Linked DNA regions of Homo sapiens: region 1 is linked to region 2. Evidence: chromatin contacts called from ENCODE Hi-C or POLR2A ChIA-PET data. All regions are on one chromosome and are shown on one strand. The core of a region is the stretch at or near the end of the contact, and the rest is flanking DNA. Distances in the headings are between cores, read along the strand shown. Region 1 overlaps XYLT1 (xylosyltransferase 1). Region 2 has its middle 480 kb from the start of XYLT1.

Evidence for each region. Hi-C counts contacts between places; a loop is a spot of excess contacts on that map. ChIA-PET counts read pairs that join two places held with the same protein, here RNA polymerase II (POLR2A). Pooled maps may share reads with other maps.
Region 1: a map of K562 shows a loop between it and region 2 (2.4-fold over the local background). The contact joins two enhancer-like sites. A Hi-C loop is called at or near these places in 1 of 168 maps with a recorded cell type or tissue (K562) and 1 of 50 pooled maps. POLR2A ChIA-PET finds 5 or more read pairs at or near these places in 3 of 52 experiments (T-cell, WTC11 and naive thymus-derived CD4-positive, alpha-beta T cell).

Annotation. Positions count from the first base shown.
Region 1 is chr16:17,153,389-17,157,183 of GRCh38, reverse strand. All of the region lies in intron 6 of XYLT1 (xylosyltransferase 1), which reads left to right. Among named protein-coding and RNA genes, the nearest start is that of XYLT1, 320 kb to the left of the region's middle. Within about 2 kb of position 2,048, at least 2 of the 41 ENCODE cell types and tissues checked have a DNase peak (open chromatin) inside an H3K27ac peak, as active enhancers do.
Region 2 is chr16:16,991,746-16,995,438 of GRCh38, reverse strand. No RefSeq gene overlaps it. Among named protein-coding and RNA genes, the nearest start is that of XYLT1, 480 kb to the left of the region's middle. Within about 2 kb of position 2,303, at least 3 of the 41 ENCODE cell types and tissues checked have a DNase peak (open chromatin) inside an H3K27ac peak, as active enhancers do.

The DNA of each region.
Region 1 (3,795 bases), core at 799-3,298, 160 kb before region 2:
CTGAGGTCTGGAGTTCGAGGCCAGCCTGGCCAACATGGTAAAACCCCATTTCTACTAAAAATACAAAAATTAGCCGGGTGTGGTGGTGCACACCTATAATCCCAGCTACTTGGGAGGCTGAGGCAGGAGAATCGCTTGATCCTGGGAGTCGGAGGTTGCAGTGAGTGGAGATTGTACCACTGCACTCCAGCCTGGGTGACAGAGGGAGACTCCATCTCAAAATAGAAAAAAAAAAAAAAGTAACCCTAGAATCCTTGTGTTGTATCATTTTTCTAAATTGAAACTTTGATTTCATTCTGCTATTTATGGATTGTTCCTGCCCCTACTCACAGCCTACCTTCTTTACATTAAAAAGGAGGCCTCTTTCTGCAACACCCGAACTTGAAGATGCTCTGTAAATTAGCACAGATTAGTTTACTACGCTCAGGCCACTAAGAGTACAGAGGCCTGGCTGGATGAGTAAGAAGAATCATGGCCACTGTGTATTGTGTTCCTACTAAGTGGGCCCTTTTTGTATAGGATCCATATTTGTTTTCACAGCCACTCAATGCAGCTGTAAGAATTATTCTCCCCATTTGTCAAGCTTCTGGAGTTTACCTGATTTTTCTGAAGATCACACAGCTGGTTAAATGCTAGAATTTGAACCCAAGTTTTTCTGGCCCCATAGCTGCAGGAGCAAAGTGGGGCTGGGCAAGGATTCCATGGAGGTGGTTAATTGTCAGAAGTGGCTCAGACATTGGTATTCCTCGCCCTCAGGTAGAGAAGGAAAAACCCTTCTTCTTCTCCAGGTAGCAGCTAATAGGTGATTTGTGCAAAGTTGTGTCTCGAGAAAGGAGCCCATTGTAAATGTATCAACTTGTGTGTGAATTACATCCACCCTAGTATTAACTATTTCAGCCTAGTCAGGATTTATTCTCTGAGCACTATTTGTCAGGCACTGTGCTAGGAACTGAGTATAGCACAAGTTAAAAACAGGGACTGTGAGGTTACACCTTCTGGTTTGGAATTCTGATCTACTGTGTTCTAGCTGTGTTGCATTGGACGAGTGACTTAACCTCTCTGAACTGGTTTCATAATATTTGAAAATATTAATAGACCTATACTCATTTATTCATTGAGAAGATTAAATGAGATGCTGCATATACAGCATTTGGCATAGTAAATGTTTATGATGATGGTGATGGTGATGATTATGTCATTGTTATGATAAGCATAGAACTAAATTGTTGCTGGTAGGAGAAAGAAATAGATGGAGAATGGGCCTGAATTTTGCCTCTAGGTGCCTGAGTACATTTTGTATAATTGATGTGCATCCGTAATTGACAGGTGGTACCCAGATGTCTTGGGACAACATAAAGAAGTCTCAGGCTGAGGAAATGCTTCTTACACCTCCCTCCAAGACCCTAAAACCCAAAGGCCTCTTGACAGAATAGCTCACAACTTCCAACTCTTGCGTGTGAGTCCCCAGCTGGGATTTTCTCATTTACCGGAAGTTAGGGCAGTGATTCAGCATTAATTTAATAGTAAAACAAGCCAATGTCCCATTCACTGGCCACTTCCCTCTTTGTTAGCTGTGGCCTCACCTGCTGCACGAATAAGCCTACCTATAGCCCATCATCCATGGTCCCTCCCAAGTGACCAGAGCTGGGCGTGGCTTGCTCAAGTTCTTTCACTGGTGATGTGTTAGGGAGAACTCTTTTGGTGGGAAATGACAGAAACCCAGCTCAAACTAGCTTAAGGGTAAAGAACATTACCAGATCAGGTAACTAAAACATTAGGGCTGACTTCAGGTATGGCTAAATCAAGCTGTGCAAATTATATCATCAGGCCCAGACTCTCTATTAGTTCTGTTTTTCTGTGTGTATGTTTAATTTTCTGGCACTGGGTGGGGATTATTGGCAATATATTAGCCTCCTTTTATAGATAAGGGAACTGAGACTCAAAAAGATGAAGTTACTTGCTCAAACTCACAGCACTAGGGCAGCGGGGAGGACTCACACCCAAGTGAGTGTTCACAGAGTCCAAGCTCATAATTCTCACGTGATGAAGCCTCTCTGTGTTCTAGGCCTGCTTTCTTCCAATGCACTGGTGACTTTGAGGCAGCTACTCTGCTTCTCTTGACTTCATTTTCTCCCTTTGAAAAACAAGGGGGTTGCATGAGAAAGTCTCCAAATTCCCTTCCCATTCTGGTATTTCATGTGTCCAGACCAGCCCTGGTAAAAGAGGAGGTGACAGAGGCAGAGATCTTGAAAGACAGAGAGATGGGGATGAACAAAGGCAAGCAGTGAAATACAGAATAGGCCACGGGGTGCCTCGGTTTTTAATTCCACGTAGCTCCTAATAGCAATGTTGACCTTCTGTCTTCATCTCCAACCTTTAGCAGCCAATTTGGACTTCTGGCTCCCACTGTGAAGAGATGGCATAAAGGCAAACTAGTATTCTAATAGCTGCCAAATTGGTCCTGATTGTTTCTGTTATTAAATGAAGGGGAGGGTTGTGTTCACTGTTTCTCCTTGCTTTCCTCCAAAAGTAAAGTCACTAGATACATTGCAAGACAGGTAGCACAATTGTCATTTTCCCAGGCAGCCTCAGCAGGGCTTGCAGAAGCAGGTGGCCGCATGTTTACTCTCAGCCTGAATAATCAGGTATTTGGAAACATCCCTACAAGTCCCTGGCCTTGGCTCAGGGAGCATCAGAGAAGTTTTTCAAATCTCTGAAACCTGTTCAAGTCTCAGTGTGTGGGGACAGGCCTCTTCCAGGGAGCTGGAAAGTGAAAATCGGAGTTTTTCTGAGACTTTTCCTTCCCTGGTTGATCTAATTTCTCCACTTCATCCAGGGTCACCAGGGCCCCCATGTTAGCCCTGGGACACAGTGTGTGAAGTGCCAGAGCATAGATGCTGGAGTCCAGCCACCTGGGTCGAAATGCCAGCTCTTCTATACCACAGCCATGGGATGTCAGCAAATGGCTTCGACAGGCCATGCCTCTGTTTCTCCATCTTTATAAAATTCAAATAATGATCATGGTATTGGGGAGATGGAGCATCCTCACTGGCCACAGGAAGGCCCCACGCTGGGCGCATTCCAGGACATTTTCTCATTTCACCTTCATTTAGCAGGTGTTACCCCATTTCAGAAATGAATACAGCTGAGGTTTGAGAGTCGCTTTACCTTACTCAAGGCCCTACAGCTAGTGAACGACAGAGCTGAGATGGAACCTGGTTCCGTCTGACTTTAAGGCCTGTGTTCTTTTATTACTCCATAGTGACTGCATTTGAGAGGACCTGCAGGTTTACGCTCTCGAGGTGTGCAGATGAAAGAAAATCCTGCTGAATGTAAATAGAATTATCTTTTTGCATGGGTGAGGGTAGGTCCTTCCCCTACTTCCTAGGGTCAGCATTTTGCAAAGTGTGTTTATGTGCCACCAGGACATGGGGGATTCTTTTGGGTCCTTTATAAGTGGGCATGCTATGAAAGTTAGGTATTGATCTTATGTGTATCAACAAATTTATAAAATTAGCTGCTCCAACCATGACTTATGGATATTATGCTTCGAATAAGGCTACATTGAAAGAAAACAGTTGAAGCTATTTAAAGTTAGCTTAGAGGCCGGGCACAGTGGCTCACACCTGTAATCCCAGCATCCTGGGAGGCTGATGTAGGAGGATCGCTTAAGGCCAGGAGTTTGAGGCTTGCACCACTGCATTGCAGCCTGGGTGACAAAGCGAGATCATGTCTCTAAAAATAATAAAGTTGGCTTAGAGCAGAATATTAAGGGGCCTCTTGTATAGGATGCTA
Region 2 (3,693 bases), core at 1,054-3,553:
GAAATACACACTCAACTTCAATGGAACAAAAGCTTTTCCCATCAATCAAAGGAGACGCAGTCCATATTCACAAAATCATCTATTCTGCAAATGTCTATTGAGGATCCATTAGCTGCAAATCACTCTTCTAAGCCCTAGGCATACAGCAGTGAGCAGCAGACAGAGGCAAGCATAAAAAATAACCGATTCCAAAATTGCCATTTAGTTACTATTATGATAAGTTCTCTGAAGAAAACATAAGCAATGTGGAAAGGGGTTCAGTTCATTTCCTCTCAAAAGAATTGAGAATGGGGGAACCAACCTTTAGATTGGAAATCAGTGAGACTTTCCTGAAGAGGTGACGTTTAAGCCATATAAAAAGAGTTGGCTAGGCAAATAATAGGAAGGAGAAATGGCATTCCAGGCATAGCTACAGCCCATGCTAAGCTCCTGGGGTGGGAATCAACAAGAAGTTAAAAGCAAGTCAGTAGAGCTGGATCACAGAGTACAAGCTGAGATGGAGACGCGATGGAAATGGAAAGGCAGAGGACAGATCACATGTGACCCTGGGAATACGTCCAACGCCCTCAACTTCATCCATGGAGAGTAAGAATGGAAACCATCTATTAATGCCTCACTCTCTGCCTGGACACTGAGAACAAAAACAGCACCTTCTTAGGCCGGTCGCGGTGGCTCACGCCTGTAATCCCAGCACTTTGGGAGGCCCAGGCAGGCGGATCACAAGGTCAGGAGATCGAGACCATCCTGGCTAACACGGTGAAACCCCATCTCTACTAAAAACACAAAAAAATTAGCTGGGCGTGGTGGCGGGCACCTGTAGTCCCAGCTACTTGGGAAGCTGAGGCAGGAGAATGGCATGAACCCAGGAGGAAGAGCTTGCAGTGAGCCAAGATCGCGCCACTGCCCTCCAGCCTGGGCAACAAAGTGAGACTCCGTCTCAAAAAAAAGAAAAAAAAAACAGCACTTTTCTGTCCACATGAACATGACTTCGTGCTATTCCTCTGTCTTCATTAGCACGACTTTCTTTTTCCATCAGTCATCTGCCAGGTAGAGGAATTGGTGTTCATTTTAAGAATCTGCAAAAGATCAGCTCCTCCATGGAATACATCAATAATTGATACTCTAAACATCTTTAATCCCTTTTTTCAAAATCTACGTCTTGGTGTGTGCACCAATCCTGGGTTGTTACGACAAGCTCTCTACCTGATCCTTCATCAAGCCCCCACTTTGGAAGACCCTGTCTTCCGTTGAGCTTCCGATTCTCATTAAATTCTCACCCTGGCCGGGCGCGGTGGCTCACGCCTGTAATCCCAGCACTCTGGGAGGCCAAGGCAGGCAGATCACAAGGTCAGGAGATCGAGACCATCCTGGCTAACACAGTGAAACCCCGTCTCTACTAAAAAATACAAAAAATTAGCCAGGCATGGTGGCGGGCGTCTGTAGTCCCAGCTGCTCCGGAGACTGAGGCAGGAGAATGGCGTGAACCCGGGAGGCGGAGCTTGCAGTGAGCCGAGATTGTGCCACTGCACTCCAGCCTGGGCAACACAGCGAGACTCCGTCCCCCCCAAAAAAAAAAAAATCTGACCTTACCATCCCTACTGAGGCATGAGGTGGTGTCCTTTTTTTTACTGCAGTAAGCAATAAACTCATAGCTTTATCTTATAAACAGGTTGTGTTGTGATATTAGGGGATGCTTGGGACTGGAGCCACAGAAGGAATTTGAACAGGAGACTGATAAACACATATAAGAAGTCAGATACGGAGTGAAGTCCAGAGAACATCTAGAGATACAACCCTGCTTGCAAGTAGCGTTGGTTTTTTACAGTCATTACCTTCTAGCTCTCTAGACAATTGGAAAAAAGCACACAGAGCCAGCGGAGGGATGAAAGAAACAAAAACCACACAGGAAGCTGCCGTAAGGGGAAGGAAACCCATGAACAATACCCACATTCCCATTTTCATTTCTCTCCAGCAGGAGCCAGGCTCTAAATTCTTTAAAGATGTTTTTAAGTTGCTATCTTAACACATACACTGGAGATTGCACAGGTTTTAGTTTTGTCTTTAATCAAGTAAAATTACACCATAATTTTGTTTAGTCATTAAGATGTTCTATAGTAAATCTTGTCAACAAGAGCCATTTTAAACGGTTTTAATCAGTCTTAGTGGATCTTGAACAAGGTAGAGTTACGATATTTGCAACAAGGCAAGTGAGGCGTGAGATGCCCAAGACAGGCAGACCAAGCTTCCTGCTTCTGTTACGCTGCAAGCAGTTTCCGCTCTGCTGGCTTTTCCTGCCTTTCAGACTTGCCAGGTTTCACATCCATCACCGTGTCAAACTTAGCTTGTACATAAAGTTGTTTCAGGGGTCTTAACATGTACGTGTCTGGGCCAGGCACGGTGGCTCACGCTTGTAATCCCAGCACTTCAGGAGGCCAAGGAGAGCAGATCACAAGGTCAGGAGTTTGAGACTAGCCTGACCAACATGGTGAAACCCCATCTCTACTAAAAATACAAAAATTAGCCGGGCTTGGTGGCACATGCCTGTGATCCCAGCTACTCAGGAGGCTGAGGCAAGAGAATTGCTTGAACCCGGGAGGCAGAGGTTAGAGGTTGCAGTGAGCTGAGATCACACCATTGCACTCCAGCCTAGGTGACAGAATGAGGCTCTGTCTCCAAAAAAAAAAAAAAAAAAACAAAAAGTACATATCTGTGTATGGATGGGAAGATGAAGACAGGACTCTGTGAATGGATGGTATTACCGCCATAGTAGGCAGTTGCTTTTTTTTGGATTTTATTTAAGACAGGGTCTCTCTGTTGCCAAGTCTGGAGTGCAGTGGCTCAACCCTGGCCCAATGCAGCTGTGAACTCCTGGGCTCAAGTGATCCTCCTACCTTAGCCTCCTAAGTAATAGGGATCACAGGCGTGAGCCACCGCACCTAATTTTTAATTTTTTGTACAGACAGGGTCTCATTATGCTGCCCAGGCTAGTCTCGAACTCCTGGCCTCAAGGGATCCTTCAATCTCAGCCTCCCAAAGTGCTAGGACCACAAGTGTGAACCACTGAACCCAGTCTCGATTTAATTTGTAAAAAAATCATGCCCTAAATGTCTTTGTCCTTCAGAAGAGGCTACAGTTCAAGGAAACCTTTTCAAGATGAAAGACTACTGAGAAGAGGATAGCCCAGAATGCATTGCCGGAGGTAAAACGTGAAGGTTTTCCTTAGATTGAACCCAGCCCAGCCTTCTCTCTTGAATTTTACAACTTCAGACGTCCGTTCACATTTGTATCTGTTGCCAGCAAATAACAGAAATCCCAGCTCAAACGGTTTAAAATGATAAGGAAAGTGTTTATCCAATTGTCACCAGAATCTTCAAATGAACACATCTAGGTAAGTCCCCCAGAGAGAGCCTGTATCATGTACAGTGGTAGAGAGGGTGGATTCTGGCAGTCTGTCTGGATTTGATATCCTGGCTCTGTCTCTTGTTAATTGTGGAGACTTGGAAAAACATGTTAGCCCCTTTGGCGCCTCCATCTGTAAAATAAGGATAATGCTGGTCCCTCCTTCATAAGATCGCTGTAAGGATTATATGAGCGGATGGTTGAAACCTGCTTAGAATGGTGCCCAGTGCACATAGTGAGTTCCACAGGTGTTTGATTTGCCTCAACCTCCAGAGTAGCTGGGATTCTAGGCGT